Linked DNA regions of Homo sapiens: region 2 is linked to region 1. The links are chromatin contacts, found by Hi-C in ENCODE. All regions are on one chromosome and are shown on one strand. The core of a region is the stretch at or near the end of the contact, and the rest is flanking DNA. Distances in the headings are between cores, read along the strand shown.

What was found. A loop is a pair of places that touch in the nucleus more often than their neighbours do. Pooled maps may share reads with other maps.
Region 2: a map of K562 shows a loop between it and region 1 (2.3-fold over the local background). The contact joins two enhancer-like sites. A Hi-C loop is called at or near these places in 1 of 168 maps with a recorded cell type or tissue (K562), 5 of 37 single-sample maps with no recorded cell type and 12 of 50 pooled maps.

The regions. Positions count from the first base shown.
Region 1 is chr1:65,809,984-65,814,160 of GRCh38, forward strand. All of the region lies in intron 1 of PDE4B (phosphodiesterase 4B), which reads left to right. Among named protein-coding and RNA genes, the nearest start is that of PDE4B, 19 kb to the left of the region's middle. RefSeq lists an enhancer at 2,189-2,418. Within about 2 kb of position 2,176, at least 2 of the 41 ENCODE cell types and tissues checked have a DNase peak (open chromatin) inside an H3K27ac peak, as active enhancers do.
Region 2 is chr1:65,946,580-65,950,756 of GRCh38, forward strand. All of the region lies in intron 3 of PDE4B (phosphodiesterase 4B), which reads left to right. Among named protein-coding and RNA genes, the nearest start is that of PDE4B-AS1, 100 kb to the right of the region's middle. Within about 2 kb of position 2,497, at least 3 of the 41 ENCODE cell types and tissues checked have a DNase peak (open chromatin) inside an H3K27ac peak, as active enhancers do.

The DNA.
Region 1 (4,177 bases), core at 926-3,425:
TTTTTATTCTTCCAGTAATTGCAGCCAAGGGCTGCACTCTCTTTCAGCCTAGATAAGCCACAGTGACATTCCTAGGCCAAAAGAAGGATGCTTGTTGAAAGCTGGTGGGCAGTGAAAAGGACAGGCAGTGTATAGCTTCCCTTTCAAATGCAGAAACAGGGCTTCTCCAAGGTGGAGTGTTGATAAATTATGGGATATTCCAAAAGTCCTTAGTCCACACTTTCTGCTCTAGCAAAGGTAATTTTTGCTATTTATTTTGACCTAAGTACCTTTATAAAGATTTTGTTTTTTCCTCTGGAGGAAGGTAACTAATATTTATTGAGCACTCACCATGTGCCAAGCATCTTAGGAAATGCTTTAAATGCAGTCTCATTTAATTCCTACTATTACCTTGTGATGAAAGCATTATTATACTAATTTTGAGGATGAAAACATTAAGCCTCAGCCAAGTAATTTGCTTAAGTTTATATAGCGAGGGCTGACTTGTTTTTTTTCTTTCACCAACCCAAAGTCTATACTTTTTCTAGTGCCTGCTTAAGACTCAGTATGTTAAAACTTTAAAAATATTTATTGAGAGTTTCAGTATGTTCCAGGTATATAACTTAGATATATTTATTTTCATTTTAAAGATGAAGAAATGGAGAGGTTCAGATTAATACTTTTTTCAGCATTACACAGAGCCAGGATTCAAACTTAGGTCTATCTGACTCCAAAGCCTATGCTCTTACCTACCACATTGACTTGTAAGACTTTTTCTTAAAGGGTTATATTTTAAAATTATTATTAATATTTACAATTATTTTCTATTTAATTCTTTTCTTAAGTACATAAATGCCATAAGTGCTACCCCCTTTTCATGCAAATATAGTGAGTTAATGTGGAGGATCTACTACTAAATGCCTTTAGGATTCTGCTAAACGCTTCGAATACGTTAGGGTTTCTCAACCCCAGTGCAATTGATACTTTGGGCCAGATGATTCCCTGTTTGGGAGACAGCCTGTCTCGTGCATTGCAGGGTGTTTAACAGCATCCCTGGCCTCTACCAACTAGATGCAAACAACACTCTCTTTTCCCCCTACCCAGTTGTGACAACCAAAAATGCTTCAGACATTATCAAATATCTTTTGTCAGAGAGGAAATCACCTGAAGTTGAAAACTAATGGTCTACATTATCTCATCTTATCCTTAGAACACCCCATGAGGCTCATATCATTATGATCTCAGCTTTACACAATAAGAATAACTTGCTCAGGGTCATATGCTGAGAAATAGTATCTTCAGGGCTCAAATTGAAGGCTTACCTATGACTTTGGACTAATTTTTGTTGTATTTCATGGACTACGTCTTGTCTTCAAACTTAACTTGAGCATCCTCAAGGCTTGGCTATGTCAGATTCTCCTTTTTCTTTTGCCCCAAGGGCACCTAGAAAAGTACTTAATACCCAGCTGTGCTTTGACAGATGTTCATTAAGCAAATGACCCATTTTATGTGGGTCATATTTAAATAAGCATATTTTAAATAAAATAGAGCTGAGTGCAGTAATTAAGAATCAGACACATCACAGGTTTACATCTCATTCCTGCCATTTATTAGTTATAGGATCATGGAAAAATTTTTGACCTATTTGATTTCCTCATTTGTTTGTGACTAATAATCCCTCCTGTGGATAATGTGAGGAGTGAGTTAACATATAAAGTCATCTAGCATAGTACAAGACACAAGGTTACAAAGTTAAGTACATGATAGCTACTAGTAATACAAATAATATTAATATTAATGATAGTAAGGTGGCTTGGATTTTCTCTTTATATTATGACATAATTTACATATACTTTTATTTCAATAAATTTAGAAAAAAATTTCTTGTCTGCCTAAGACAACTTGAAAGCTGCTGTTTCATTAACGTTAAATAAAAATTACATGAAATATAAAATATACAGAAGGTAAATGAGGAAATTAGGGGGAAAAAGTAAAGCCAAACAAACAAACCAAAAAAAACCCCAGGACCATTAAAAGACAAAATTAACATATTGTAGTACTGAGGTTTCAGTGAGGAATTAAGCTTAGTTCCTTTCATTTCACTAAAGAAGTTTTAACCCTTGTGGTGGCTCAAGGGCTAGGGCTTCTTTTGGCTTTGAGAGCAGATGAATTGACTCATCCCTGACCTCAGCCCTCAGCCTTCTGCTGATTTGGCATCTCTAGCTTCCTTCCCCGAGGTCTGACCTTTTGCCTCATTTCCTCTGACTCAATTTTGGGTTCTGTTCTTGGCTTTCAGTTTCTGCTCTGAGAGTTCCTTTTCTAAATTTCTGGGTCCTCTTGTAGGTTAGTTACTCACTTGTTTCAGTTTCTCTGCTGGTCTCCTTCTTAGGGTATGGCCCTCCATGCTCTGCCACACCTGGGTTGCATCAGCTGCTCAAAGGCAGCATTTCTCACCTGCTGCTGCTCTCCCTGATCCAGGGCCAACTTGGACAAATCCCTTCCAAATGTAATTGGCCATAATCATGTAGGTTTTAACTATAGGTTGGTGGCATTAAATTTCCAAGACAGTAAAATGTCAGGGTGGAAATTCATTGTTTTTAGATACTGGAGGGACTTTCTGTGTTTTAAATGCCTCTCAATTATTTTTTTCATCCATTGGCACACTTTGGAATGTTAATATTTGTAGTAAATACTGAACTACATAGATAATGCTGTTTGTGGTTCTAGGAATTACATGCCTATCCTAGGGACTGAGGGGACGACTGTCTCAGCCTCCTATATGATATTATGTATAGAAATGCACTGGTTGAGAAGCTCTATTCTAAAGTCTCCATGAAAACACAAATAGATAGCACTGGGCAGGGGTTGGGAGAGAGTATAACACCTTAAACAATTATTCTCTAGCTTCTTTATTTCTATTTGCCTGTCAACTGCTTTCTAAGGGTCCTAGACAGCCCTGGAAAAGTTGCCCCAGGAATACAAAACCTTAAGAATGAAGATAAGGACACTAAAGTTTCTGTAGGGGCTGGAGAGGGAATACCTAAATCTATTCTAAGACATGTTGGGAGATACTAAAACTGGAACGAGATTGGGAACAGGCAGAGAGTTAGGAGGCTACCGAGGGAGTTCAGGAATGAGGTATTGAGGGTTTGGTTTATTAGCTGCTCACCTGTAGAGGAGTGAGTCACTTATTTAAATTCATACAGAAAATATGTAAGCATATATGGTGGGTTGGTTGTTAATACTTTGTCAAATGCATGCCACTTAACTAATCGTGGGAGGTCACTATAATTACCATTTAGATGTGAGAGGTATACGGAGGGAGAAAGAAGTCAACAGTAATATGCAAGTTACTATTTTAATTAATTGGGGGAATTGAATTGCCATTCACTAAAGAAAGACTAAGAAAAAGATACAGTTTTGCTGGGGGAAATGGCATGTTGAGTTTTGAACGTGCAAGTTTGAGATATTTTTGCCATATAAAATAATACCTATCTGAAAAGTATTTGGAAGGTGGTCTGGAACTCTCAGGAAAAAGCCAGATCAGAGTAAACAGATTTTAGAAGTGAACAATATAGAGATCTATACATTTTCATTGTGGGCCCTGGAAATCATATTCAAAATAGTATGAAAAATGTGTGCCAGTGTAGTTTTTCTGAGGAGGGGGTCCTCTATAGTTTCAAAGAATCACTGCTACAGATAGATGAGATAGGTAAATTAAGACCTTAATGGCAAATGGGTAGAAATTATGATTTTTAAAGTAAAAGAGGAAAATGAATCAAGGATAACTTCAGGGTATTTTTTTCTTTGGCAGCAGTGCAAGAGTAGGAGAAGAAATTGGTTTGTGAAGCTATGGGGTTAGAAATACTGAATTTGAATTAGAATGTAGCTTTGAAAAATAATGTGTCCAATAGGCAGTAGGCACTGCGGCAAAAAAAAAAAAAAAAAAAACAACAGTTGAGAGATCTGGAATATAGATTTGTTTGTCTTCAGTGTTATGCTGATAATAGAAGCCCTGAGTGTATGTGAGCTTTAAGCCAATTATTAGACTAAAAAGAGAACAGTGAAGAAGTCCAAGTTTTGAGCTTTGGGTATTACCCAGAGTCGAGAGCCAGGTGAACAGAAGGGCTGGGGCACTCTGGGCACTTGACAGAAAATTCAGTCGTGAATTGACTACAGCACATTGCTTGCCAAAGCC
Region 2 (4,177 bases), core at 1,247-3,746, 140 kb after region 1:
TACTGGGGCCCAATGGTATGCCAGGAATTGTTTATCAATAGTTCATAGTCCTGTACTGTAGATGTCATAGCCTTGCCCTGGAACCCTAGAAGTGTGCACTGTATAAAACACATTTTGCTACTACAATTAATTCCAGTACTATAGGTGATGTGGTGCAAGCAAGAGTCCTGGACCTTATGCAGACCCATTTGTTGCCTGGGGCTCCTCTCAAAAGTTACACCTCTTTGCATCGTTTGGCAAATAGATCATAACAGTAGTCTCAAGTGTATTATATGTTGCACCTCAACATCAAAGAGGTCTGCTGAACATTGTGATTCTCTTTCAAAGCTAGGAGGCAAGATAGTAATTTGCCCTTTACTTTGGAATACATATCCCAGGATGCTCAGAACACTCGGACCCTAAGATGTTTACCTATGGGGCAGCCTCTTGAATCTTCCTCTAGAACACACGTTTCTTTCCAAAGCATCCAGAATACTTGCCACTTTTTGCACATCAGGCACGGTTAACATGACATCCTCAATATAGTGGACCAGTGTGATGTTCTGCAGAATGTCCAGATGACTCAAGGCTGTGCTGACAATGTTATGACAAAGAGCAGGAGAATTAACACAGCCCTGGGGCAAGACTGTGGATATACACTATTATCTGTTTATGTGAATGAGAACTTCTTCCGATCCTTCTTTCTGATAAAAATGAAAAAGAAAACATTTGCCAGTTCAGTGGCGACATACTTTTGGTGTGCTTGGTGACTCTTGGTTAACAGGTGGTCCACAGTTTTTGCAAGGCCAGGCTCGGCTCGTGTATTAAATAGGACCCCATTAGGGACCACCATTCCTGTCTCCTTGAAGACTTGGAGGGTGGCACTAATTTTTGCCATTTCCTTGAGATGCTGTTATGGGTTGAATTATATCCCCAAAGGATATATTGAAGTCCTATCCCCTGGTATCTATGAATGTGACCTTGTTTAGAAATAGGGTGGATGCAGATATTATTAGTTAAGATGAGGTCATACTGGAATAGGGTGGACCCTTTCCCAGTATGACTGGTATCTTTATCAGAAAAGGGAAATTTAGACACAGCTATAGACACAGAGGGAAGACAGTTATGTAAATCTGGAGGCAGAGATTGGAGTTATGCTGCCACAAGTGATGGATTGCCTGGGGGCTACCAGAAGATGGAAGAGATGAGGAAGAATCCTCCTTCTAAGACTTTGGAGGGAGCATAGACCTGCTGACACCTTATTTTTAGATTTCTAGCCTCCAGAACTGTGAAATAAACTTCTGTTGTTTAAAGCCACTTAGTTTGTGTACTTTGTTATAGCAGCCATAGGAAACTAATACAGATGCAATATATATACTATATATAATATATATGAATACATATACATAAATATATATACTATATATAATATATGCATACATATACATAAATATATATAATCATATATATTTATAAATTCATTATCCTCGTGGAAGTGTCTTACTGGCATATCCAGGATCATTCTCTGGGCCTTTGCTACAACAACAGCTATAACTTTACAATTCAATGAACAAAGGGTTCTGCCAACTGCTAAGTATGCCCATCCCAATTGTACATTTGGAAATTGTGCAAAGGCCCACCCGTACCCATTGTGAGACAGACATGGTTTGGACTCCGGTTGCTAGTTGACTTCCATATACCTCTACTCTTAGCAGGAGGGTAATGTATTAGTCAGGGTTCTCTAGAATCATATATATATTATATATATGAGAGCTTATTATGTATTAACTTACATGATCACAAGGTCCCACAATAGGATGCCTGCAAGCTTGAGGAGCAAGGATAGCCAGTCTGAGTCTCAAAACTGAAGAACTTGGAGTCTGATGTTCAAGGGCAGGAAGTATCCAGCATGGGAGAAAGATAGAGGCTGAGAGGCTAGACCAGTCTCTCCTTTTCACGTTTTTCTGTCTGTTTTATATTCACTGGCAGCTGATTAGATGGTGCCCATCCAATTAAGATTGGGTCAGCCTTTCCCAGCCCACTGACTCAAATGTTAATTCCTTTGGCAACACCCTCACAGACACACCCAGGGTCAATACTTTGTATCCTTCAATCCGATCAAGTTGGACTCAGTATTAACTATCACAGGCAATGATGGTGTTTGGGATCTTTGGCTATCAGCATCAATCTGTATTCACGTGTTTGGAAATATCTGAGTAATTTACGGATTGATCGATGGTGTTGCAACATCTTTCTTGTTTTTCAGTTGATGTGTTTTGGGTCACAGAACTGGCTCAGGCCTAAAAGCTGAGCATGGAAATAAGGCTTTTCACTGAGCATAGCTGACCTCAAACTTCTACTCTGCCGTCACGTATCTCTTTTGAATATTCATATTCAAATACCCTTATTGGCTGCCTATCTATCTTGCCCCTAGGGACAAAATGTTCTATGAGCCCTTTCCATAAATTCTGTGGGTCATGCCTTGCTGACTCATTCTGAACTTGCTGTGGATTATAGCCTTCTGTCCACCGCTCTTCTATTGGGTACATGCTGCCACCTAGCCTCTGCTCTTCTCAGATCCTATCATCTCCATTGCTATTAGGGAACCCACTACCATAACAATATCTCACATCATTATTCCCAGGGGTCCTTCTGACCTTATTGCCTTGGGCATGTCTTATGGGCCTCCCTAAGGAATATGGTCGGTACAGGGTTTTCTGTCTCATAGAACGGACCCATTGCTTGCATGTTGCTTCTGTGAGCCTTTTAAGCCCTTCCTCCATCATTTGCTACAGCAATTCTGGCATCTCTATTTTGTTTACTGTAGGCCTTTCCTTTTCTCAGGCTTTCAAAGTTAATTGTATCAGCTGATTACAGCAATCACTGGGGCTCTTGCCAGGGCATTAAATCCTGTGTCACTGGAAAGTGCCACTATATTGCAAAACACTCCCTAACACAGCTGTATAGCCTATCTTCTCTTGATTTAACCCCCTGAGGAACCACTTCCAGTTCCTGATGGTAACATGTTATCCATGTCTTGATGTTTTTAGGCATATAATTTCTTTTCTGCTTTACCTGTCCCAACACTTTTGATCAGGTTATGCTGAGATTTTACTCTAATTATGAACCAAGAGAGGAAGTGGAGCAAGTCCTGAGAAGGTAAAGAAATGTTATCTAAGATACCTGCCTCACTTGATACCTTTGTATAACTTCAAACGTGTGTGTGTGTGTGTAGCTCTGTCTTCCAATAAGAGATAATTGGTCACATTTTCAGGTGCATAGGACTCAGGATAACCCAAGATTTGAGATTCTTAACTGTGTCGATACAGATATCCCCATCCAAGCATCAGGGCCCCACTCCCTTCAGGGCTCTAAGTTTGTGTAAGAGACCTGCCTAGACTGAGATCCAGCTTTCTCTGATGCACTGCTAACAATTAATTTTGTTTTCTCTTGTTCTTCAACCGTGGCTGCCATCCAGGTGCAGAAGTGGAAGTTTTATTTAAATAGTGCCTAGGAGTTCCTGTTACTCTCACTTTGCTAATTTACTTTGTTGATTAATAGACTTGAACCTGTCATTTTCTCTCTTCAATCACTGGTGCTGAGCAGTAGCCAACCAATTCCACATTCTTATAGTTGTTATTTCTTCATATCTCTAAAACACCCAGAGTATTGTCGCAGCTATTGCACCGCTTCCACCTGTATCCCATCACAGGACAGCATAGGTGAAAGCCAGTAAAATGCACCAGCATTCCAAGGACTATCAACATTCCACCTATCACCAGCAATAGGGTTCTCATTATCATCCAGCTGGAAAATGATCCAACTCCAGGATCCCCATCTTTACAGTCTGTCTCTTAGAAGTGCTTCTTGTATCAGTGGTCATAGATTGGGTTCCATTCAGGTTAGGGATCCTTGTTTAAGTCACTTATTGGGGATGTGCTCAATAGGGGAGTGAGGGAAGCAGAATAGGATGGGGAAAACGCCAAGCAAGAATGTGGTCTCAGGAGGGACTAGCTTCAGTCTGATCCTACAGGACACTGGAGCACAAATTACACAACAGAACTAGTCGTACATAGAGAAAAAGAGGCTGGCCTTGTGTATCCCATGCCAGGAGGTCATTGGCTGAGTCAACCCTGGAGAAGGGAGGGAAAGTGGTGTATCCACCCAGGCAAAGTGGCTTCCATCTGGTTCAGGGCGA